3 separate regions of the Homo sapiens genome follow, and all the other regions are linked to region 1. Evidence: read pairs that join two places in POLR2A ChIA-PET (ENCODE). Cell type or tissue: MCF 10A. All regions are shown on one strand. Region 1 holds the start of FAM210B (family with sequence similarity 210 member B). Region 2 has its middle 40 kb from the start of MC3R. Region 3 has its middle 13 kb from the start of MC3R.

Region 1 (8,000 bases):
GTGGCATGCGCCTGTAATTCCAGCTATTCAGGAGGCTGAGGCAGGAGGATTGCTTGAGCCTTGGTGGTTGAGGTTGCAGTGAGCCATGATCATGCCACTGCACTCTAGCCTGGACAACAAAGAAAGACTCTGTCTCAGAAAAAAAAAAAATAGAAGGACACTGTTAAATAGGCAGTAAAAATCACCATGACAACTCAAGGGAGAGAGATTACGAAAAGAAGAAAACAGCTTCATATTTTAATACCTTGAAAGGCACTTCTTGCCTGCTTTTTTAATTATTATTTTTTATTTTACTATTTTATTTTATTTTGAGACTGGGTCTCACTGTCGCCCAGGCTGGAGTGCAGGGGTGTGATCATAGTTCACTGCAATCTCTGCCTCCTGGGCTCAAGCAATCCTTCCACTTCAGCCTCCGGAGTAGCTGTCACTATAGGCGCTGTCACCCCTGAGACAGCAAGAACAACCTTTCCTCTTCCTTTTCCTCCTCAGCCAGCTCAATGCAAAGATGACAAGGATGAAGACCTTTTTTTTTTTTCTTAAGATGGAGTTTCACTCTTGTTGCCCAGGCTGGAGTGCAGTGGCACGATCTCGGCTCACCACAACCTCCGCCTCTTGGGTTCAAGGGGCCTCAACCTCCTCCTCAACCTCCTGCCTCAACCTCCTGAGTAGCTGGGATTACAGGCATGTACCACCACACCCGGCTAATTTTTTGTATTTTTAGTAGAGACTGAGATTCACCATGTTGGCCAGGCGGGCCTCGAACTTCTGACCTCAGGTGATCAGCCTGCCTTGGCCTTCCAAAGTGCTGAGATTACAGGCGTGAGCCACCGCGCCTGGCCTTATATGGCTGCCTTTAATGTCAGATTCTCAAGTTAAGATCATAAAAGTCAGTCCTACATTTCTCTGCTAAAGACACCATTTAGAGTCGGGGTAAATAGACACTCTTGGCCAGGCGCAGTGGCTCATGCCTGTAAGTCCAGCACTTTGGGAGGCCGAGGCGGGCGGATCACCTGAGGCCAGGAGTTTGAGACCAGCCTGGCCAACATGGTGAAACCCCGTCTCTACTAAAAATACAAAAATTAGCCAGGCGTGGTGGTGCACTCCTGAGGTCCCAGCTACTCAGGAGGCTGAGGCAGGAGGATCACTTGAGCTTGGGAGACAGAGGCTGCAGTGAGCTGAGATCACACCACTGCACTCCAGCCTGGGTGACAGAGCAAGATTCCATCTCAAAACAAACAAACAAACAAAAAACTCTCATTTGCTGTACTCTGCAACCTTTATGGAGTGAAATTTTGCCATTTATTCAAATTTACAAATACACATATCTTCTCACTAAGCAATTTCACTTTGAGGAATTTATTACACAGGCATACTTAAACACGGCAAGTGACAGAAATACCCGCTGGTTCATCACAGCATGGTTTATGATCACAAGGACTGGAAAATACCCTAAATACCCTAATGGTCCACCCACAAGGGATTGGTTAAAGCATTACAGCACCCTGGAATACACTGGAATGCTAAGCAGATTTTAAGAATAAGGAAGATTTTTGTGTACATATTCAGAAAACTCTAAAATATAATGGAAGCAAAAAAAGTCCAGGTGAAGAACACTGTGTATACTATGCCCCACTTGGGTAAAAACAGCAATGAAAACCGTTCATAGGAATTTGCCTGCACACATGTAAAATTTTCTAGAAGGATATGCACAAGCAACGGGTAACAGTGTTTGTCTCTAGGGAGAAAAAAATGAGGAGAACTGGTCACTGGGATAGGAAGGAAGCTTGTCATTGTGTAGACTTTTTGTACCTTTAAAAATCTGAACCGTGAGAACACATTATCTATTCATGAAAATGAAGAAATTAAAATAAATATAGTTCATGCATGAGCTGCTGCTCTAGAGAGACAAAGAGAGCTGACACAATAAGAAAAAAACAAAACTGTCACAAGTTCAGGCAGGCAGCAGCTCCAATACATTTTGTTAAAAGCAAAAGTTTCTTCACTTTTAGAAGAAGAAAAAAAGAACCTAAAGTCTATAATTACAGTATTATATTTACTGTCAAATTTAAAGGGAAAAACAAAATTACCTTTTTCTCTTCTCTAATAAGCATATAGCATGAATCACAAACTCAACTGCCCATGAAGCCTGGGCAGGAAACTTAAATGAATGAAGAAGGCCTGGTGACAAGAAAATCACGGGCGCTTTGGGAGGCCGAGGCAGGAGGATCACGAGGTCAGGAGATCGAGACCATCCTGGCTAACATAGTGAAACCCCGTCTCTACTAAAAATACAAAAAATTAGCCAGGCGTGGTGGCGGGCGCCTGTAGTCCCAGCTACTTGGGAGGCTGAGGCAGGAGAATGGCATGAACCCGGGAGGCTGAGGTTGCAGTGAGCTGAGACCGCGCCACTGCACTCCAGCCTGGGCGACAAAGCGAGACTCCATCTCCAAAAAAAAAAAAAAAAGAAAGAAAATCATGGGAACCATGAGGAAGTCGAGATCAGATGCCATCTGGAGGTGGCACTGTCACCGGGTGACAGAGGGGCTTCAGGCAAGGCATCTCTACAACATCCCAGCTAACGTGTGTGCCCTCTCTGTGCACCAGGCACTGAGTGAAGCCCTTTCCAAGAACTGTGTCAAAGAATTATCTCAACAATCTCATGGGGGAAACTATTATTATCTTCATTTTACACATGAAAAGACCAAGGCTCAGAGAAGTTGAGTCACTACTTCCAAATCACACAGCTGGACTTCTAGGGCCAACCTGACAGACAATCTGCACCCTTAAGCACTCTTCCCCAGCTTCTTGCAGACACTTAAATGGAAGGATTCCCATCCAGGGGCACTTTAGGACCTCCCTCCAACAGACCCTGTTACTTTCACAGCTATAACTCCATCTTATGTAATAAATATTTTTTAATGCATATGTGTTTAATATCATTTCTGTGCCTGTGTAAGAGCTTGGTTGAGTTGAATTGCAGTTGACTAATAGAATATTACATCTTTTGTAAAATATATTTCTTTTTCTTTTTCTAGAGAGACAGGGTCTCGCTCTGTCACCCAGGCTGGAGTGCAGTAGCACCATCGTGGCTCCCTGAAACCTGGACCTCCTGAGCTCAAGCAATTCTGCGTCAGCCTCCCGAGTAGTTGGGACTACAGGTGCATGCCACCACACCAGGCTAATTTATTTTTATTTTTGTAGTGACAGGGTTTCGCTATGTTGCTCAGGCTGGTCTTGAACTCCTGAGCTCAAGTAATCCTCCCACCTCAGCCTCCCAACGTGCTTGGATTATAGGCATGAGCCATTCCACCCAGCCAGAACATCTTTATTGAAGTATAATTTACACAGCATAAAATTCATCCATGTTAAGTGTACAGTCCCACGAGTTTTAGTTACACAGCTGTCACCATCCCTACAATCTGGGTTTAGGATCCTTCCCTCACCCCAAGACGTTCCTCCCACTCCTTGGCAGTCAATCTCATTTCCCACTCCCAGCCCTAGGCCACCACGGATCTGTTTTAGGTCTCTGTGATTTTGCCTATTCTGGGCACTTCATGTAGCTGGAATCCTCCAGTGTGTGACTTTTGTGCCTAGATTTTTTCAATTGGCATAAGAGCTTTGAGATTCATTTATGTTGTGCATGTATCAGTAGTCTGTTCCCTTTAATTGTTGCATTGCGTCCCATTGAAGACTTGTGCCACAGTACGTCCCAGTTTATGGGCATTCCTAATTGTTGACTAATATTTATAAGATCTCTACAAACATTGGTGTCTTCACATTTTAGTCTTTGAGTGTCGAGCCTTTGTTTCTCTTGAGAAGCTACCGAGGAGTGGAGTTGCTGGGTTGTATGGTTAGTGTATGTCTAACTTTTCAAGAAACTGCCACACCATCTTTCGCTTTACATTCACGCCAACAATCTATGAGGGTCAGAGGACTTTTTATTAAACATGTACTAATATCAATTCTCATATTTATTTTCTTCTTTGGAGCTAACACGTAAACATATCTATAATTTTTTTTCAGATTTCACCCATTTCTGCAGGGAGAAAAGCTCATAAGCCACGGCCCTACGCCCACCTTTGTGCCCGCAGAATAAGGAAACCCGCCAACTACACACCACAGTTAGAAAGCCCAAGACCCTGAAAAGACCTGCACCCACCCCCAAAGGGGCGGGGCTGGTGGGCGGAGAGGAGGCGGGGCGCGCTCCTTCAGCCCCGCCCACCAGCCCTGGACTCCGGCTCCCGAGGAGCGGAGCTAGCGGGTGAGCCAAGGGGATGTGCACAGGCCTCCTCAGTCCCGCCCAGCGCGCGCGCGCGGCGGCGAAGCCGGCGGGCGGGGCCGGGGAGGGCCCTCGCCGGGTCAGCTCCGCCCACCCTCCCCGGCCTCCGCCCGCCTCCCGGGTCAGCGGCGCGGGTGCTGCGCCTAGCTGCGCACCATGGCCGGGTTGCTGGCGTTGCTGGGTCCGGCAGGCAGGGTGGGCGCCCGGGTCCGGCCTCGCGCCACCTGGCTCCTGGGCGCCACCGCCCCCTGCGCCCCGCCGCCCCTGGCCCTGGCCCTGCTCCCGCCCAGGCTAGACGCCCGGCTGCTCCGCACGGCGCGCGGGGACTGCCGCGGCCACCAGGTAAGCACCCCACCCCGACCCTGATCCCGGGCGGTGTCCAGGTCCCCAGACGTCCGCAGGGCCGCGCCGGGGTCCGGCCGCCTCCGCCAAGGACGCCTTTGCACTTGTAGCTGCCCGGGACCGAGCTCTTCCAGGGTCCCCGAAACCCCAAATCCCTGCAAGCCAAGGAAGCGATCCTCCTAGTTGACAGCCAGAGAAACTGAGGCTCGGGAAGGTGTGGCGCTCTGCCCAAGGTCGCGCAGTCTTCGGCCGAGCCCCGGGTCTGCAGAGCCTCAGCCAGGCTGGGGCGCAGCCGACTGACTTGGTCTGAACTTCCACACGTTGCCTGCGGAGTTGTTGTCCAGGCCTTCTGGCTGGGTCTCGCTGTGTTTTGAACACCTCCCGACGCTCGCTGCTCCTCCCTTTTCTTCTGAGTGGAAGAGCAGGCGTCCTCAGGGAAGCCGCGGGCAAGAAACCCACAGTGCTGTTTGTTATGTTTCATTTCCGTCACTTTCCATTGGTGCTAAGTGAAAACTGGTTTTCCTTCAGAGCAGTCATACCAGCTTTCCTTTCAAGAAATCTATCACTTTCTTCCAAGTGAGTCTTTTTAAATAAAAATAGTAGTAAATGAAGTCTGGCGGTCCAGGAATGGCAAGCCCAGACACGCGGAGCCGGCGTCCAGCCCGGAGCGCATCCGGCCTGGCAGTCTGGAGCCTCTTTGTTTGCCTGGGTGCAGACAGGGCCCCTCCATTCATCGCCCGGTGACCTCAGACCGAGTCCTGAAGGCTTTTGAGCTTGTTTTCTGACCTTTAGAGGGCCAAAAATAGCACCTTCCCAGCAAGAGTTTGGGAGACAACTCCATGAGCTGGTGCAGGCCTCAGCGGAGTGCCGCCGGCCCAGCGAACATCTCCTGACCGTTTCCTAGCTTTTCAGTAAGGAGCGGATGGGGATTGGACCCAGGCTTTCATCATGCCTCCTGCCCAGATCAACTTCCTTCCTTGCCTTCTCCAGTCCGACAGGTGGCACACAGGTCTTGGGGATCCTCTCCAGAGTGGCACCTTCTGCACACACCGTGCCGCCTCCTGATGATTCTTCAGGGCCCAGCCCAGCTGTTCCTTCCTCCGGGAAGCCCTCTCTAACGACCTGTGAGGTCTCGGATGCCTCCACTGGGCCTGCTTCCACCCCATGGCTGTGGGTCTTCTCTGCACTCATCTGGAATGGCCTCTTGTCCTGCCTGTCAGCCACATTGACCTTGTCCCCAGCTCAGGCCCTGGCACTGGAGCGGTGTGTGTGTATACAGTGGCAAAGAGTTGGCCTCAGACTCCCTGGATTCCTCTCTCTACTCACTTGTTGTTGACTTTGATCAAATTCCCTTCTCTCTATCTCAGGCCCCTCATCTGTAAAATGGGACGTTAATAATTCAGACTTCATAGAATATGAATGTAAAATGAGATATGTTCATACCTGGCATCTGGTGTGTCCTAAATTAAGGTTAGAAATGACTATAATTGCAGTAAATATATACAGTCACAAGGCCCCAGGGCCCCGTGAGCTGTCCTTGTTTCTTCTGCACCGTGGTAAAATCGGCAGAAACCCAAGTGGGATCAGAACCTCAAAGGAGATTAGGACAAAAGATAACTCATCTGCCTGAGAAAACGCGTCCCCAGCAGGGCCTGGGAGCAGTGCAGGGAGGGTCTGGGCTTGGCCAGAGCCCAGAACCTCCCCTGTCGTCTGTTCTGGCCGCCCACCCTCGTCGGGAGGTAGGAGTGTGCTGCCCAGCTGGGCTCTCCAAATTTGCCAGGTGTTTAATTAAGAGCCAAAGAGGCCCACCCACGCTGCCTTGGCAGGGGGTCTCTGTAAGAGGGGTAGGGAAAGCCACAGAAGAGACCTGCCTTTTTGTCTTAACATGATTCCATGTCCTGTAAACCGCCTAGCAGCCCCGCCTGCCTGTGCCACTTATTCCTTCCAGGGACGTAGGGGGAGTTCAGGCAGATGACTTGCTCTCCCAGAGCCCCAGTGTCCTTTTGTCTCCGTCAGTTCTGGTTCCAGTGGCACCTTTTCAGGGAGACCTTCCCTGATGGCCTTATTTAACATTCCTCCTACTCCCTGTCTCCCGCCCCATTGGTGTTTCTCTATGGCACTTGTCACAGGTAGCAGCCCTGGTATTTTACTCTTCTGTTTATTGTCCCTGCCTTCCCATAAGACCATAAGCTCATCGAGGGTGGGGTTTTGTCAGTTTTTTCCATTGCTCTGTCCCCTACACTGAGAACAGTGCCTGGCACAGAGGAGACACTCATGAATACACGAGGAGTAACATAGCATGGTTGTTCAGAGCAAAGGCCCTGGACCCAGACTCAGCGAGTTTGGATCCCAGCTCTGACAGTAATCCCTGTGTGATCCTTGGTAAATTACTCAACCTCTCTGGGCTTCTCAGATCCTCTTCTGTTAAGTGGGGTTGACAGTAGTCAAGGTTGTTGTGAGGATTATATGCATTAATATTTCCTTTTTTTAAAATTAGAGATGAGGCCGGGCGCGGTGGCTCACGCCTGTAATCCCAGCACTTTGGGAGGCCAAGGTGGGTGGATCACCTGACGTCAGAAGCTCGAGACCAGCCTGGCTAACATAATGAAGCCCCGTCTCTACTAAAAATACAAATATTAGCCGGGCATAGTGGCACGTGCCTGTAGTCCCAGCTTCTCGGGAGGCTGAGGCAGGAGAATCGCTTGAACCCGGGAGGCGGAGGTTGCAGTGAGCCAAGGTCGTATCACTCCACTCCAGCCTGGACGACAGAGCACGAATCTGTCTCAAAAATATAAAATAATAAAATAAAAGATATGTTGGCCAGCTTGGTCTTGAACTTCTGGCCTCAAGCAATCCTCCTACACCTCAGCTTCCCAAAGTGTTAGGATTACAAGCATGAGTCACCGTGCCCAGCCAATATTTTCAAAGTACTCAGAACAGTGCCTAGTACAGAATATACACAATATAGTGTTTATTATTAATATGATTTCTCAAGTGGAAGAAAACAGGTGTCACTCCAAACACTGCGATCGGCTTGGCAAGGTCCTTGGCTCATTCTTTAAACCTTCCTACCCCCTCTCTATTACAGGTTTTTGTACTTTAAAAAATGTTGGGGAGAGGCAGAAGGGGCATCTCACACACACACTGTCTCACACACACTCTCACACACATGTGCATGCATGCTGAGTACAGACAGAAGATGTGTCACGCCGTCCTGTGCATTCAGGACAGTGCCTAACACATCCCGGGTACTTACGGCAATGTTTCACGAAGAAATGAATGTCTAAAAATTTTCCATTGCCTGCAAGTCACGCCCTCATAAATTCTTTTATTTCAGCTTCTTTAGTCTCCCCAAAGGTTAGGAAGAAAAATGCGTGGC
Region 2 (8,000 bases), 70 kb before region 1:
CTCTGTTTTTCAGCAGCAGTTGAGGTACCTTGAACCATGAAGAACCCTTGGTATCAGAACATCATGACTTTTCAAACAAAATACAGAAACAGAAGCTACCAAACATTCACCTTTTCAGTTCATCTGAAAAGCTACCAAGTGAGATTGTTTTTAATGGCACATTTATACCAGGTAATTGTCTGGCATTATTTAAAAAATGGGATGAATCTGTTTGTTGACACAGAAAGGGCAACAGGATTACATAGTTACCAGGGACACAGACTTTGAAGTCAGATAAACCTGAGTTCAGATCCCAGCTCTGTTACTTGTAACCTGTGTGATCTTGGGCAAGTTATTCAATGTCCCTACCCTAAGCCCAAATATCTTCATCTGTAAAACATGATAAAAGTATTACTGCCCATAGGGTCATTTTATGACACTACTTTCTTTTGTTTTTAAGTGCGCGTGTGTGTGTATATACGTATACATATATATACACAAACACACATATATACCTGTATATATATGTACACACATACACAAGGCAAAATGTTGGAAATATATTTTTTAAGGTTTCTGTGTACTTTTCATACTGACCTTGTATTACTTTAGTATAATAAAAACATAACTGCAATTAGCTAAAGAGTATACATTCATAAAGAAAGTCCTAGAAGAATGTATATTAAAGAGTTAACAGTTGTCACATCTACAGGTTGGGAGTCGCGGGCAGACAAGCGGTAAGAAAACTTGCACTTTGGCTTTATGTATTTGGGTAACATTTGAATACTTTTGACAAATGTGTATATATTATTGCTTTTTTATTTCAAACAAATGAAGGGGAAATGTAAAAGAAATGTAATTAGCATCTCTGTCGCTGCAGCTTTGGTGACTAAGGGCATTTGCGGCAAATGATAGCCTTGACCATCCTGCCTTCCTTAATTGAGTTCTCTGAAAGCCTTCCACATCATTCAGGCCTTCTTTTTTCCCTGAAATGTTTAGCTTTAACAAAATTCTGAGTAGAAGCATGACCATGAGTCACAATTACAGGAAGGTTTTATAAATATTATGTAAAAATTACCTAAGGCAACTTGGCCAAAAGTTGCACAAGTGGGCATGATTCACCCAAATGATGGAGACGGTATGGTGAACAGAAAAAACTCCCAACAGGTCATTTTGTTTAATATTCCCCCGCATTGCCCACATCCAGAATCTTTGGGTAAATCTTCACTTTCAAGCAATCCTGAATCCCAGTGGCACTTCATTTTCTGACCACACAAGTTCACAGATGTCACCATAAACTGAACACCTGGTGTTCAGTTCCCACCACCAGGCACAGGGACCCTCCCTGCACTCTGCCACATGGGAGCCTCCGTGTTGAAGAACGGTTTTTCCCTCTGCATTCAAGCACAATTTTACATGAATGATAGAAAAGTCCAGTGGATGCCTGTCTGTAAGCACCAGCAAAAAGAATCATATTTATATCTATGCCCATCCATCTAACCCTTCTCTTCAGCATTTTCAATAAAATCTCAGTTCTATCAGAACTTCACCTGCAGCTTGCATCCTTCCTTAAACCTTTAACCAGATTCAGCCATTTTTCTCCCTGTCATCATTTATTTTCACTGCCTCCCAGAAACCCACATTTAGCCTAAGCAAAATGTGCAAAAAAGAACTAAAGGCAATGCACATCTACCCTAAATCCAAGCCTTCCTTGAGCATTCTGTACTTTCTACTGTGAGACATTAAACCCGTTTTCTCCACTTCCTTGAGCCTGTTATTTCTGCACTGTTAGACAATTTTCTGCTTTATGTCTCTCTTGATAGACTTTCAGATTTGGGTCTTATATCTAGCACTGTCTTGCCCATGGCAGATGTTCAATGTCATATATCTTTGTGGAATGAATGACTGAATGGACAAATGAATGAGTGAATAATTCTGCCTTTTGCTGCCAAAGACCCATGATCCTTTTAACTCTTACTATCACATGTATCAGTTTTTTGTTGTTGTTGTTGCTGTTTTTCTGTGAATGTTTTGAAGCAGTCAAATTTGAGTTTGACTCTTAGCCTTATGGCGATGAGCCCTGTGACCCAGGGCCTGTCATTCCTGTTTTTGTATAGTACAAAGGAGAAAAAGAAACCTAATTCTCAGGAATATAAGGATTACCTGAGATAATGCTTGTAGCATATCATGCTTAGTAATGTTTCTTTCTGTGTCTTCCTTCCCTGTAACTAGACAGCTGCTTGTATTACTGGGACTTTTTGGCTGCAGTTGGCCACTACAACCAACTAGTGTGTAGTTGGTTCACATTAACTCACTTAAATCCTCATAACAACTTTATGAAGATTATATGTTCATAAAGAACATATTTCTTAGCAGAGGATTTTTGAGTTTCAGATTTATCAAGCATTTATGTATGGTATGCTAGGCATTTTCACAGCTTTATCTCATCATGTTGTTGAAATGAGTGTACATTTTTTGTTATTAATATAATTACCTTGTTTCTGTTTAACAGTATTTTAGATGTGACTAAAATAGCCATATTCTCATATCCAGTCATTCAGGTTTACACATATAAAATACAGGACACTAAAACTACTGACTTTAAATCTGAATTTATTGAGAAGTAATAAATTGTAGGAAGTATTCTTCACATTACTAAAGGAATTATTGCAGGTTGGTTAGTTTTAGAAAGAGTTGAATCTCCTTTACTTATCCATTATTTTTTGGATTTATTAAATCCAACACATTTTATACTTAAAATGTGATTGATTTACAACATTTCAGTTTACCACAACTTTTCAGGAGTGTATATGTTTGTTGTGTAAGAGCTTGTATTGGCAGAGAAGTGCAAACTTCCCCAACCTGACTGCATTCAAATTGTCTGTGAGATGCTTAACTGAAAAGATTTGATTGCTTAACTGAAAAGGATAGATCTGGCTTTTTGTTCAATTTGCAAATAATTCAGACATCATCATATTAACAGCAACTTGGTTTCTCTCCATCTCAATAACTTGGTTTCTTCTTCACGTTATGCCTGGCAGCAAGATGGTAGCAACCTTTAGCCAACTTGCTTCCAGGTTCAAATATGAATCCTGGTTTCTTTCCCAGGATTCCCAGCCTGAGATTCCTTGCATTTCATTGGCTCTGGTTGGGTCACATGCCTATCCCTGAACCAATCAGTAAGACCAAGATATTGTGATGCAGTGATTGACCTAACTCTAGGTCACTCCACCTTTGACCTGTGGGTGTGGCCCTGCCACTGAAGCGCACAGTCAGAGAGTAGAAAGATTACTGCCAAAAGAATATTGAAAAGTGAAGAAATAGATGCTGAGAAGCCAATGTTCACCACAGGCACTTCCAAAAGCCTTCACTCAGCAACGTGTTTTGCACAGCTGCTTAAGAGGAGCTTAACAGCTTTGAAGCCAATGCAGAAAAACACCAGTGGAGACTGACCTCTTCTAGCATAATTCTGACAGGGCCAGCTACATAATTTTCAGGGTCTAGTGGGAAATGAAAATGTGAGGTGCCTTGTCCAAAAAGTAGGTGGTAAATGCTGTTAAATGTACCAGGACAGAAAGCTGTTTCCTTTTCTCCATGGCCTCTGAATTTGTCCTGGTGTCTTTTATTTGCCAATTAATATTGTTCTAAGAAAAAAATAAATTATTAGCATGAATTGTACTGTTTATGTTGTGCAATGTCAGTTTGAATGCAAATATAAGAGCATTTAACTCATGTGCAGTGTCACTGAGATTACCCAATTTGTATTTTGTAGTTCATACGTGCATATGTATTTCATTCTTGCCAGAACATTAGAAACGCTGAACCAATAACTTTATTTCACTTCTTGATACTTGCACATCCTACCAACACTGTCTACATTTGGCTTACCGATGAGGAAGGAAAAAGTGAAAGGAAAAAGGGCTCTGGGTTGCCCTATCTTTCCTATCCTTCTGTTTCATCTTCAGCATAAGTGGTTGGCTAGTATAGAGAAGTAAAAAAGGATGTCATTTTTGTTTCTTAGAACACTGCCTTCAAGGCAAGTTCTGGTTCAAATAAAAAAAAAATTAACCTCTCAAGGCTGTCAGCGTCCCAGCTCCTTCAGCCAAAAATGCAAGGTGCTTATCTTGTACCCTTTGAGTCTCATTGAACTCTGTGAGGGGTGGGCCCACTGGAATCCTGAGCTCATGGGGCATCGTGAAAGCTATATGCAAACGAGCAGTAAGGAACTGCAATGTATACTCACACTGCAGGTGTCTCCTCTGCGCACACACATTGTGCCATCAGACTTCACTTACAAAACATAAGTTCAATGACAAACCTGTTAAGAGTTTCAGGATGGCCATAGCAGGGCTTTAAACCAAGAGCAACTGCCCCTTTGAACATAGACCCCTGAGCAACTGTGCAGGTCAGATGCCCATGAAGCTGGCCCCGACTTAGGGAGAAAAAGCACTCCTTGTATGAGCACAGACGTTCTCTGTATTATTCCAGATATTTCAACCCCATCATCACCACCCAAAATAGACAGAAAAATAAAAGCTGATGCTAAACTCAACAATCTTGCCTATCTGGTTAATTACATGTTGTTCTGCTCCCTAATGCTCCTTTTATATCCAACATCATTGAGTTGGTACAGACAGAACTGTGTGGTCCATTTGTTTCCTTGTGGGTAAATGTCCAGAAACAAATCAAGCCACTTTGTGTACCTTTGCTAAAGTTAGCTAAAGAATACTGGGCATCTGTCTTTGACCGATGGTCCACAAAGGGATGTCTCAGATTGAATGCATCAGGAACAAATCAGCCCTTATTTAGGAAGTGCCACATAGCTTCGGCTCAGTGCTGACAACTGTTCTAAACATTTTACAAATTATCTTACTAATCCCCAGGACAACCCCAAAAGGTAAGAAATTATGATTATCTCCCATTGTATCGATGGGCAAACTGAGGTACAAAGATTAAACAACATCTGGCAACATAACTAGTAGGCAGCTGTTTAAAAGGCAGTTACAGTGGCCAAAAAGTCCAGATTATAAGAGAATCAGTCCAGTTTTTCTCACCAGGCATAACACAACCCACCTGAAGAAGGTACACCGTCACTCAGCTCATCTGAAGCCAATTGAGGATTCCTCGAGCCCACTGGTTCTCAGCCCTTACTATACATTGTAATCACCGGGCAGCTTTTAGATAGCTGGATGCCTGGCCTCACCCTACACCAATGAATCAGAACCTCTAGGGGTGGGACGCAGTCATCAGTCATCTGGAAAGCTCTCTAGGTGATTGCAATGAGTTGCCAAGGTTAAGAACCACGCAAGTCTGGCCTGTTCTGCCTAGTACAGTGATGACTGACTCCCAGAAAAAGCAGATCCTCCATTTGGGAATGACATATTTTAATATAACCTGCCCACCTCTTCTTTTTTTTATTGTTTTGCTTGTGTGTTTAAGAAAATACTTATTGCAGCAGAAACAGTACTGATCTTAACATTGGCAGGACCTGGAGCAAGAGCACAAATTGAGGTCCACGTACATAATTCTCAGTACTTCAACATTACAAAGTAGGGTAAGAAATCGTTAAATAAAATTACTTCTATTCTCCGACCTTGACAAACACACCCACCTAACAACAAAATGGAAAACAAAAACAAAAACACATGCGTGAAGCAACAGTTCATACAAATAACTATGGATAGCACAAATTCAACATCAATTGTATATTCTGCCAAAGACAATGATTTCCTCTTGGGCAGGAGTGGGAATGGGAAGATGGGATTGCAAAGAATTTCTCCCTCCCTCACCAGGTCACACCATCTGGCCTCTTCCACTTTCTTGTGAAACTCACAGAAACCATGTTCTTTTCCTCATTTTGAGAGGGGAGATCTTTCACCACCCACCAAGATTCATCTCTTCCCCCACCTTCACCCCCACGATCTACATACCAGTGAAGAGCCCCAACATCAGGCCATGAGACTTCCCTCACCTCCTTCCACCCAAGCCTAGAACTTCTGCTCATGAGGTGCCACAGCCCCCCACCTACACTGACCACACCCCCAACCTTACCCCCTGTTCTTCCTTCCCCTGACTCAGTCCTGCACCCTGAAGGGCCTTAGCCACTCCTTAGGCTGATGGGGGCACCCGTGGATGAGGCACGCTGGAAGAATGGATCAGGGAAGAGACACGTGCAGCCCTGGGAGAAGACATAGGGATTTAGCAGGAGGGAATTCCTTCCAGGGTCCTGGTACTGGAAGGCAGCACTAAAGAGAGGGCATGGGCTAAGGCGGGCATGTCCCCTTGACTCCAGACTCCTCACCCCAATGTAGCTCCAACCCTGGAAGTGGGAGGACATTGCTGGGCACAGGGACCACTCTTGCCCTGAAGACTATGCTAGCCTGAAACCTTGTCTTTCATTGTCTCTGTGGGATCTTGCAAAGAGCCTAAAGTTGCAAATATCATTTTTATCCCCACTTTGCAGTGAGAAACAGAAGCCTATTAAAGTGAATAACTTTCCAAGATTCTGCACCCATTAGATGAGGCCAGGATTTGAATTGAGCTCTCATTCTAAAGCCCATGTCTCTCCCCATCCCTGCTGTCCAAATTGGACCTCTCATACGTGGGTCTCCACAAAACCCAGTTGCCTGGCAAACCTTCTCCCACTCCCCATACCCACTATGGTCTACTCAGCCTGAACTCACGTTGCCTGTACCAGCAAGCTTCAAAGTGGAGTATGCATACCATGAAGACTCTGGAGTCAGCCTTGAGGATAGTTTTGCTGTTGTTGTTTTGTTTTGGGGTCTTTGAGACACGGTCTCTATATTAGTCCATTCTCACACTGCTATAAAGAACTTCCTAGAGACTGGGTAATTTATAAAGGAAGGAGGTTTAATTGACTCACAATTCCACCTGGCTGGGGAGGCCTCAGGAAACTTCCAATCATGGTGGAAGTGGAAGCAGGCATCCTACATGGTGCCAGGTGACAGAGACAGTGTACATGTGAAGGAGGAACTGTCAAACACTTATAAAACCATCAGATCTTGTGAGAACTCACTATCAAGAGAACAGCATGGGCGAATCCCTCCACACATGGGGATTACAATTTGAAATGAGATTTGAGTGGGGACACAGAGCCAAACCATATCAGTCTCACTCCGTCACCCAGGCTGGAGGGCAGTGGCACAATCATGGCTCACAGTAGTCTCAACCTCCCCAGGTTCAGGTGATCCTCCCACCTCAGCCTCCTGGAACTACAGATACAGCTAGCTGGGACTACAGGCACATGCCACCACACCCAGCAAAGGAATAGTTTTCTAATTACCAGTTTCCAGGTTCTCAAATCTCAAACGTGCTCACTCTAAAACTGACCTGAGAACACTCCTTCTGCCCAGGAGCGCTCAAGAATCCTGCATCAACTTTTCCTCTCTCCTCTTTCATATTTATCCTGTTCCTTCTACACACACAGGCACGTACACACGCACACATGCACACACACAGCCTACTTCTCCCTACCCATAATTTTACTATGGTGTAACATCCCCAGGTCCAAAAAGTCCAAGGCATCACACAAAAGGATAATTCTCAATACTGGAGTTAAGTGTTAAGAAAATGAATAACCCTACAGTCTAGGGGATAAATCCTTCCACAATTCCATTAGTTTCCAATTCTTTGCTTTCAAAAATATTACAGCAAGACCTAATTGAGCTGTCAGCTCATAGATCATTAAGAATAAATTTTATGGTAAATCGCCACGCGATTTTTGGCATATAGCTCAGGAGGAGCTTAAATCATTGAGTGGCATTGCTGTAACAAAATTATTTTCAAGTCTATCAATTTATTCATGTGTGAACAAGATTTCTCAGCATTTACATCTATAAAAATGCATAGTAAGAACAGAATTAATGCTGATCCCTGTATCATTAGAACAATAAGTAATTTCCTCCTTTTAAACAGCCTTTTTTAAGAAGCTCTATCCATCTTATTAAGCAATGTAGTCTAATAAAATGTTACATTTATGCTTAATAATTATTTCTCAGCCA
Region 3 (8,000 bases), 97 kb before region 1:
AGGGTAACTATCAGAGAGTGGCTGTGAAGGACTCTGTTTATCAGGAAAGAAGAAACTGTTTCCTCACCCTGAAAAGATGCGGGTGCCAAGTGGAGGAAACCAAGCTGAAATTCAGGAGAGCCTGGGACCAGGCGTGGCTCAAGGCTCGTATGACATGAGCAAGTCTATTGTTATCTTGTGGGTTTCAGTCATACCATCTACGCGACTGGCAGAGCTGGATTCCGAATCCAATGTGTGGTTTTCAACCCTCATCCTTGTCTGTGGTGGTCACAGGTCACGGCTGCCACAGCACTGTGTTTCAGGTGAAACAAACTCCACCTCAACACCAGCCCCAAGGCAAGTGTCTGGCCCACACCTGACCAACTGGAGTCCTCTATCTCTTGGCCACAGCAGCCAGGTCCATGACCTAAGACAGCCTGGGGAGACTCAATAATACCATCCTTGAAATACTAAGACAAAGAGAGGACTTCCTCCCCCAAGCCTTTTGTTACCAAGCTACCTGAGGCTTAAGGAGTGAGGGACCAGTCTATTAGAGGATGAAGCCAACATCAAAGAAAGCAGGCAAAAGAAAGAGAGGAGATTTTTGATCCTAGAATTTGAGCACCATGATCCAGCTACGCCTGAAGCTAGTCCAGAATTTCAGTTACTGAGCTATTTGTCATTTTTAACCAACAGTATTCTGACACATGTGGAGACCAATGTATTGATTCTTCAGAGGCCAGTGTCAGTGTTAAGGGGGACAAGAAGAAACCAGGTCAGGGAAAGGGGAGAATAGAGGGACCTTGAGTGAGAAGAATGGCTCCAAGCTCAATGAGACCACCTCTATCTCGATCTGCTTTGCATAGTGAGTTTACACATTTTCAAAAAAGAATTAGCTAAAAACCACACAAACAAAAGCAAACCCCTAGAGTAGATGATTTAAAGTAACGTCTGATCTGCCATCCTATTTATACTAAGAATAAACAGGCAGAACTTCACTGAAACATTTCTAATTAAAGTATGAAAATGAAGGTAGAAAATTGAACAACAGAACCAGCATTTCTACTGTGTTTAGCCACTGGTTTCCTTTTTGGTGACCCCCATGATTTCTGGATGGCACTGCACCAAACCATTTCTCATGTGCTATGGTAACTATAAAATATAATAACATTAAGACAAGCTGGGTTTTCTTGGCAGCCAAATGGCTAGGGAAAGACAGGTTTCCAATGGGTGGAGGCTCTAAGATGCTCAGTGAGTGGCTGCATCTCCAGGGTTTGTGGACCAGCCAGTGAAGAGCTCAGAGTCTTTGCAGAAGAAGGCAAAGGATGGTGATTCAGAGCTGCATGGAGGAAAGTGGAGAGAAGAAATGAGGAGGGCTTAGAAGTCTCATGGTGATGTCTCCTAAGCTGTTTGCTGCATGGGGTGCAAAGGAACCTCTTCTCTCGTCACAAAACCTTCAGTAAAATGCATGAGTCACCAGTGCTTAAAGCAATGGATGTAGTCGTTGGGAGAGAAACAACATGCTGAGTTCAACTTCAAGGTTGGCCGACAGCATAAACTATGGGTGCCCAGAGGAAGCAGAAGACATTCAATATTTATATCTTTCTCCTCTTCCCTCCCATCTTCCCACCACCCCTCCACACTGAGAGGGCCATGAGGAGGCAGGCTTTACCTCATTCATCTCCAAGTTCACCCCAGTGCCTGGCCCGCAACCTGGTCCAAAGCAGACTCAGAAAATGTCTGAGGACTGAGCAAATGAATAAATGAGGGCAACTTGGGACTCCCTAGTTAATTCATTCAAAAAGATGAACAGTGTAACATAGAGCTACCATGAATTTTAGATGAGGGCAAGACCTGAATTCCATCTGGGATCATGCTTCTCATTGCCTCTCACCAGCATGGGGCCATTTATTTCTGTTTCCTCCCCAAGAAAAATGGGAATAATCATAACATCTAGGTCAAGGATTGTTTAGATATTTCAACAAAGTAATACATATAAGGCTTCTCAGCACACTGCCTAGCATCCATTAGTATTTGTACTATTGCTAATATTACCATGAAAGAATATTAGTGGGTCACCATAGTACATTCTGGGCACAAACCACAGGGCTTTTCAAATAGAAATGTGTACCCAAATCCCCTGGGAATCTTGTTGAAATGCAGATTCTGATCCACAGGCCTGGGGTGGGGCCTGGCACTCCACATTTCTAGCAGACACCATTGATGCCAATGCTGCTGTTCTGAGGCCCATGCTTGGCATGGCGAGGCCTCCCACAACCAAGACAGCAGAACAGAGGACAAGCCAACCCACAGCTGGAAATCATAGCTAACACAGCTCCTTCCCAAAGCAACCGTATCCACTCAATCCTGTAAGACCAAAGGAAATGCCTAGGGAAATCAAAAGAGATCATAATTAAATGAAATTTTCTTGCATTTTTCTTCATACAGGATTAGTTTCCGTCTCCCCTCTCTCATCCTCCTCTGGCAGCCTCTCCACAGCACCCATTTGTTTGGGATGAAATGATGCAGATAGGTGAGTTATCAACATTCCAGACATGGGCATGAATCACCAGCAAACAGTCCACCCTCTGAGTCACCCATCTCTGAGATGATTCCATCAATACAAAATCCCACCAGAAAACTCCAAAAAGAGGAAAAATGAGCTATCAAGCAAGAAAGGCATGGAGCAATGGGAAGAGAGGATGGCAAGTGAGGGTGAGTCAAGGCGCCCAGCACTACTTGCACTGGCTCTAGGTGAACTAGCACCACTGAGAGAAGTGGTTCTCAAATTTGGAGGCAACTGCAAAACTTTAAACATAGTGATTCTAGGTCCTATCCCTCAGAGCATTTGATTTAATTGGAGGGAAGTGCACACCAGATGGAGGGATTATTTTTAAAAAGCTCCAATGTGACACTTCGGAGAACTGGCATCAGTCGGCTCAGGATGGGAATGCCATCAGTGCTGGGCAATGCTCACCCCACTAAGCCAAGGGTTTCCCTTCTGTAAAATGGGATGAATAATTTGCTTCAGGACTGTGGTGAACATCACGGATAAAAAGTCCCAACAGTCTCCTTGGCAAACATTCATCATTCCTATGCATTTTCCTGCCAGGATAAGACCTTATCTTTTTGAACGCATATCTCATCTATAATTTCAAGCCAATTTAGCAAGTATATCTTATATATAATTTCAAGCCAATTTAGCAATCACCAACTTTGCAATTGCTTGTTTTCAGATGATGTTAGGCTTCAACTATCCTACTTGGCACATAAAACCTGTACCTTCTTTCTGAGCCTACTCTTTCTTCTTCTCCAAGCCTGAATTTCCTTCTTTTCTGTCAACACAGGTTGAGTGTTTAACATGGACCAGGTGCTTGGAATGCAGCCGAGAATAAGATAGCCCGGTCCTCACAAAGTCTACAGGGCAGGTAAAGCGACACCCCTTGGACAAGCATAGTTTGGATTCTTCTTAAAGTGAAAGTTTGCAGGGAAAGGGAACAGAAAGCTACAGATGGATTGATCTCTTCACTGTGTCTCTTTAACCCAATCGTTTAGCATTTCTGTGCCTCAGTTTCCCCATCTGTAACAGGAATGGTTCTTGTACTTACCAGCTGACACTGGGCAGGTAAACAGACTCTGAAGATGATAAGAACTCCTTATCAAGCACGTTTTATGTTAACCAAGACTTTTCTCCCAATCTCAGATCACTTTGCTAAGGGGGAACTAAAAAGGAAGCAAAGATTTAGTGCAGAGGCAAACAGATTGTTTTCTGTGTTCTAAAGCTCAGCCAGAAACACTTGTGCAGGTAAGAACTTCCTCCACAACACTGAGGAACAAGAGACAGCATGCCACTTTTAAATCAAATTCTGATGACCCCTATTTATTCCAGACACAAGCAGAGTCAAGGCTCTTTCCACTGCAGGCAACAAAATCTCATCTCAAACTTGAGCAAAAAACAGCATGGAGAGGGGATACTTATTCAGGCCCTGCTTCATCTGCGTAGTGAAATGATATCATCGGAAATCTTTCCTTCTGTGTGTCCCAAGAACATTCCCTTCTTTTGTTTTTTTCTCTAACAGGTTACTTTTACTATCAGCTCACCAACTCCAGGAGAAAACCAGCTACTCTTTCCCAATAGTCTCCCTATTCATGTCCCTCTGCCTCAAAAAACGAATACAAACTTCAGGCCAGCTAACTCAAATCTATGCCAGCCTGAACTAATCACCACGAGCAGCATCTTCACTCAGGCCAAGATAAAACCACACCCTGGAGCTAGTGATGGGGCAACAGCCACACCCAAGCCACATGGACCAGCAGAGACGGAGAGGAAGTCTCCCACAAGAGAATTGGGTGCTGATTCCAAAAAAAAGGCAAGCAAAACCAGTCACTGTCCACCTTTCTCTCTTATTCTACTCTGTTAGTCCCCAACACTTTGGCTCTTTTATAGGCTTTCTTTGCACAATCCACTCATTCTTGCAGGCTGCAGGGGTTCTTTTGCTTGCTCTAAAATACAGCTGGTAATTTCTAGATGGCAATTTAGTACATCCATTTTAAAATACTAAACCATCTTCTAAAACTTATATCCAAATCCACAGATATACATGATAGGAAAAATGCTTAGTTTTGTAGTGAGTATTCCTACAAGTTGAGTTTTTCAGTTCTTTCTTTCTAACATTTAAGGGCTTGCATAAGCTAGCCTGCTAAATGGTTTGTTTCTCATGCCTCGTCTTGTCCTTGGTTTCATAATACCACTAGACTGAAGCTTTGATTTTTCTGGGCCACAGTACTGCTCAGAACTAATCAAATGGATGTGTGTTATGAATCAAAAAAAATAAGTAAATTGTATCTTAACTCTTAAAGCAGGAGTATAAAATAAAAACAGGTGAACCATTTCCTCAATTTTTATTCAATTTTAAAACTATCCTTTCCCACTCCAACTTACACACATACAGTTAGATTATTAAAAATAAAAAAGGTATGCAAGCAAATTTATTTTATTTTATTTATGTATTTATTTATTTATGAGATGGAGTCTTGCTCTGTCACCCAGGCTGGAGTGTTGCGGCACAATCTCTGCTCACTGCAACCTCTGCCTCCCAGGTTCAAGCGATTCTCCTTCCTCAGCCTCCCCAGTAGCTGGGATTACAGGTGCCTGCCACCACGCCTAGCTAATGTTTGTATTTTTAGTAGAGACAGGGTTTCACCATGTTGACCAGGCCGGTCTTGAACTCCTGACCTCAGGTGATCCTCCCACCTCAGCCTCCCAAAGTGCTGAGATTACAGGCATGAGCCACCACGTCCACCCTGTGCAAATTTTCTAGTAGGAATTTTTGTAATAACCAAAATTGAAAAGCCAAAACGTCCATTCACTGGTGAAGGGATAAACAAAATGTGGCACATCTGTATGATGAAATAATAGTCAGCTATAAAAAGGACTGGATTGCATTTACAACACGATTGACCCTCAGAAACATTCTGCTAAGTGAAAGAAGGCAGACACACACAAGACTAGATTTTGTATGACTTTATGAAATATCTAGAAAAGGCAAATTCATGGAGACAGAGGGTAGATTCGTGGTTTTCTGGGCTTGGGGGAGGCAGCAGGGATTAACTATGAACAGGTATGGGGGTCTTATTGGGGTGGCAGAAATGTCCTGATACTGGAATGTAGTGATGGCTACAGGACTCACTAAGAAACTAAAAAATAATTGACCCTTCACTTAAAATGAGGGAATTTTATAGGAATAAATTATACCTCAACAAAGTTGTTCTAGCAGTTAAAAGACAAATGAAATGAGATAATGTGCCTGTTGCTCCATTGCAATGGTCAGTGACCCACCTACCCGTATTAGCAGGATGTCCAGACCATGCCCCTGAAGACACTCCGATACCTTCCACTTTTGTTAAGATTACAGAGGGAAGGTTCAGTTCTGCTCATATCTATCTCCAAGAACAAATTAGGTCCCAGCTTTTTGAGACTAGGGACAACCACAGCGAGAATCCCACTACCCCAACATTACACCCCACCCCAAAGTGGCCCAGACTCCCAGTACATCATGGCCAGGCCCCTTAAACTTACTGAAGCTGCAGACTTCCAGGGCATAAACCTCCCACAGCTTGGCCTCCTTTTTGGCAACCTAAAACCAGCACTCAGACCTACTCCCAGTTCCATGGCAGACCCAACCTCCACGGGCTATTTCATTCATCCCCTATGTAGGTCGCCAGATAAAATAAAGGATGCCCAGTTAAATCTGATTGCAAATAAACAAATCATCATCTTATATAGTTTAAGCGTATTCCAAATATTGCACAGGACATACACTTTAAAAACTGCCATTTATTTGGCAACCCTACAAAGGAAATGAATGAGGTAATTCAAGTGAGATGTGTTTTTATTTGCTAAATCGAGCAACTCCATCCCCACAGCTATTTTCTATTTCTTGGTACTTTTCTTTTCCCTGTCCCTAGGTCTTAGCGGGAACCCCGTCCCCCCAAACCCAGTAAGTCTTTCTAACTTGAAATCTCAGGGATGCCTGGCTGGCTGTTTGATTTCCCTCACTGTACTGCTTCCGTCCTTCCCAGGAGCAGCCTGGGCAGTTTCCACATGGAGCAACAGGCATTCTGGGAACTGAAAGCAGCTCGTAGGACTGGAGCACAGAGGGCTTGTTTAGGAACAGAGAGTGACATGGCTGGAGAGTCAGACATGCCTCGTCATGGGGAAAGAAGAACTTTATATGGCATCCCGAGGGCTCTGGATGGATTTCTGTAAGTGATGGAATGCCAAAAATGAAATCTGGGCAGTGAAGTAACACAATGTGTTGGATGTGTAGGAAAGATGACTTAGGTGATAGAATGGAGCAGTTAGGAGGCGGTGGTAATAGTCCAGGTGAGAGATGGCCAGCTCTGTGATTATTAACAGCATCACTCATTTCCATGTCATAGTCTTGACAACCTTCTACACTTGTATCTCATTTTCCTATTAGAATAGTTAAAGGCATTTTTGAATATAATTAGATCTTCCTGATCATTCTGTGGAGATCTATGTGCATCATTATCCATCTATTCCTGTTCATGATAAAGATCTCTCAAAATAATCATGGAATTTGCTAGATTTTACTGTAATTGGCTATAAAAATACATAAAATCATTGCATTAAAAAAAAAATCCCAGGGAGAAGCAACTGTGTTGTCAACCTTTTCCCTTCCAGAAGCCCCCATGGCCTGTTATGTTAACTGGTCCTCTCACCCACATGCTCTGTATTCCAGAAGTAAGATCAGCCTTGCTAAGGTTGTGAAGTCCTACAAAAACTCTGTTCTCCCCTTTCCCCTGATCAAGGGAGCCTCTTACCTCACACTGGTGTACCTAAGAGAAACCTAGAGCATCTCTCTGGTGGCCTCTCTTGCCGAGAAAATAGATACATAGTTTAATGCATGCTCTATCTTTGCTCAAGAAACACCTGTTAGTGTTAATATTTACAATTTCTCAAGCAACCACATTGTGCTGGAATCTTCTCAGGTGTTACTTCTAATCTCAACAACAACCTTGCAAACAGAGTATAACATTCCCATTCTACAAAGGAGAAAACCAAGGCTCAGACAGTCATGTCACTCCTGCAGCACTCGATTTAGCACTGTATTAAAGCTCCCACAACAGTTAGGAAGATGTGATTCTAATATCTTTCTATTCTCTGAGGTGAGGGATTGTGGCAAACAGTAATGACTATAACCATAAAGAGAATTAATATGTGCTGGGAGGCCACCGTACACCAAGCACCATTCCAGTTGCTTTAAATTGACAAACTTATTTAATTTCATGTTTATTTAAATCCTCTTCATGCCTCAGGTGCCAGACACTGTGCGCTGAAAACTATCTGCAGAGATCTCAATTTGCACCGTTCGAGTCCATCATGCCATTTTCTCTTTTCATTTTATTTAATCTTCAAAAAAAAAAACCACACACACAGAAATCTTCTTCATTTTGTTGGTGCTGATACTGAGGCTCAGAGAGGCAGGTAACTTAGC

What was found. ChIA-PET counts read pairs that join two places held together with the same protein. Peaks named below come from ENCODE experiments on the same cell type or tissue, not always from the same donor. Only the 100,000 strongest peaks of a DNase experiment are listed, where the experiment ranks them.
Region 2: POLR2A ChIA-PET joins it to region 1 with 17 read pairs; 3 of 35 experiments call an interaction of 5 or more read pairs at or near these places.
Region 3: POLR2A ChIA-PET joins it to region 1 with 10 read pairs; 3 of 35 experiments call an interaction of 5 or more read pairs at or near these places.

What each region holds. Positions count from the first base shown.
Region 1 is chr20:56,354,571-56,362,570 of GRCh38, forward strand. It overlaps FAM210B (family with sequence similarity 210 member B), which reads left to right and starts at 4,404. Exons shown (of 3, transcript NM_080821.3): 1 at 4,404-4,621. The coding sequence starts at 4,436. RefSeq lists silencers at 4,081-4,680, 7,647-7,836. In MCF 10A, no CTCF peak of the experiment used is centred here; DNase peaks (open chromatin) are centred at 4,281, 5,021 and 5,301.
Region 2 is chr20:56,284,635-56,292,634 of GRCh38, forward strand. No RefSeq gene overlaps it. Among named protein-coding and RNA genes, the nearest start is that of MC3R, 40 kb to the left of the region's middle. In MCF 10A, no CTCF peak of the experiment used is centred here; a DNase peak (open chromatin) is centred at 1,077.
Region 3 is chr20:56,257,595-56,265,594 of GRCh38, forward strand. No RefSeq gene overlaps it. Among named protein-coding and RNA genes, the nearest start is that of MC3R, 13 kb to the left of the region's middle. RefSeq lists an enhancer at 2,053-3,252. In MCF 10A, no CTCF peak of the experiment used is centred here; no DNase peak of the experiment used is centred here.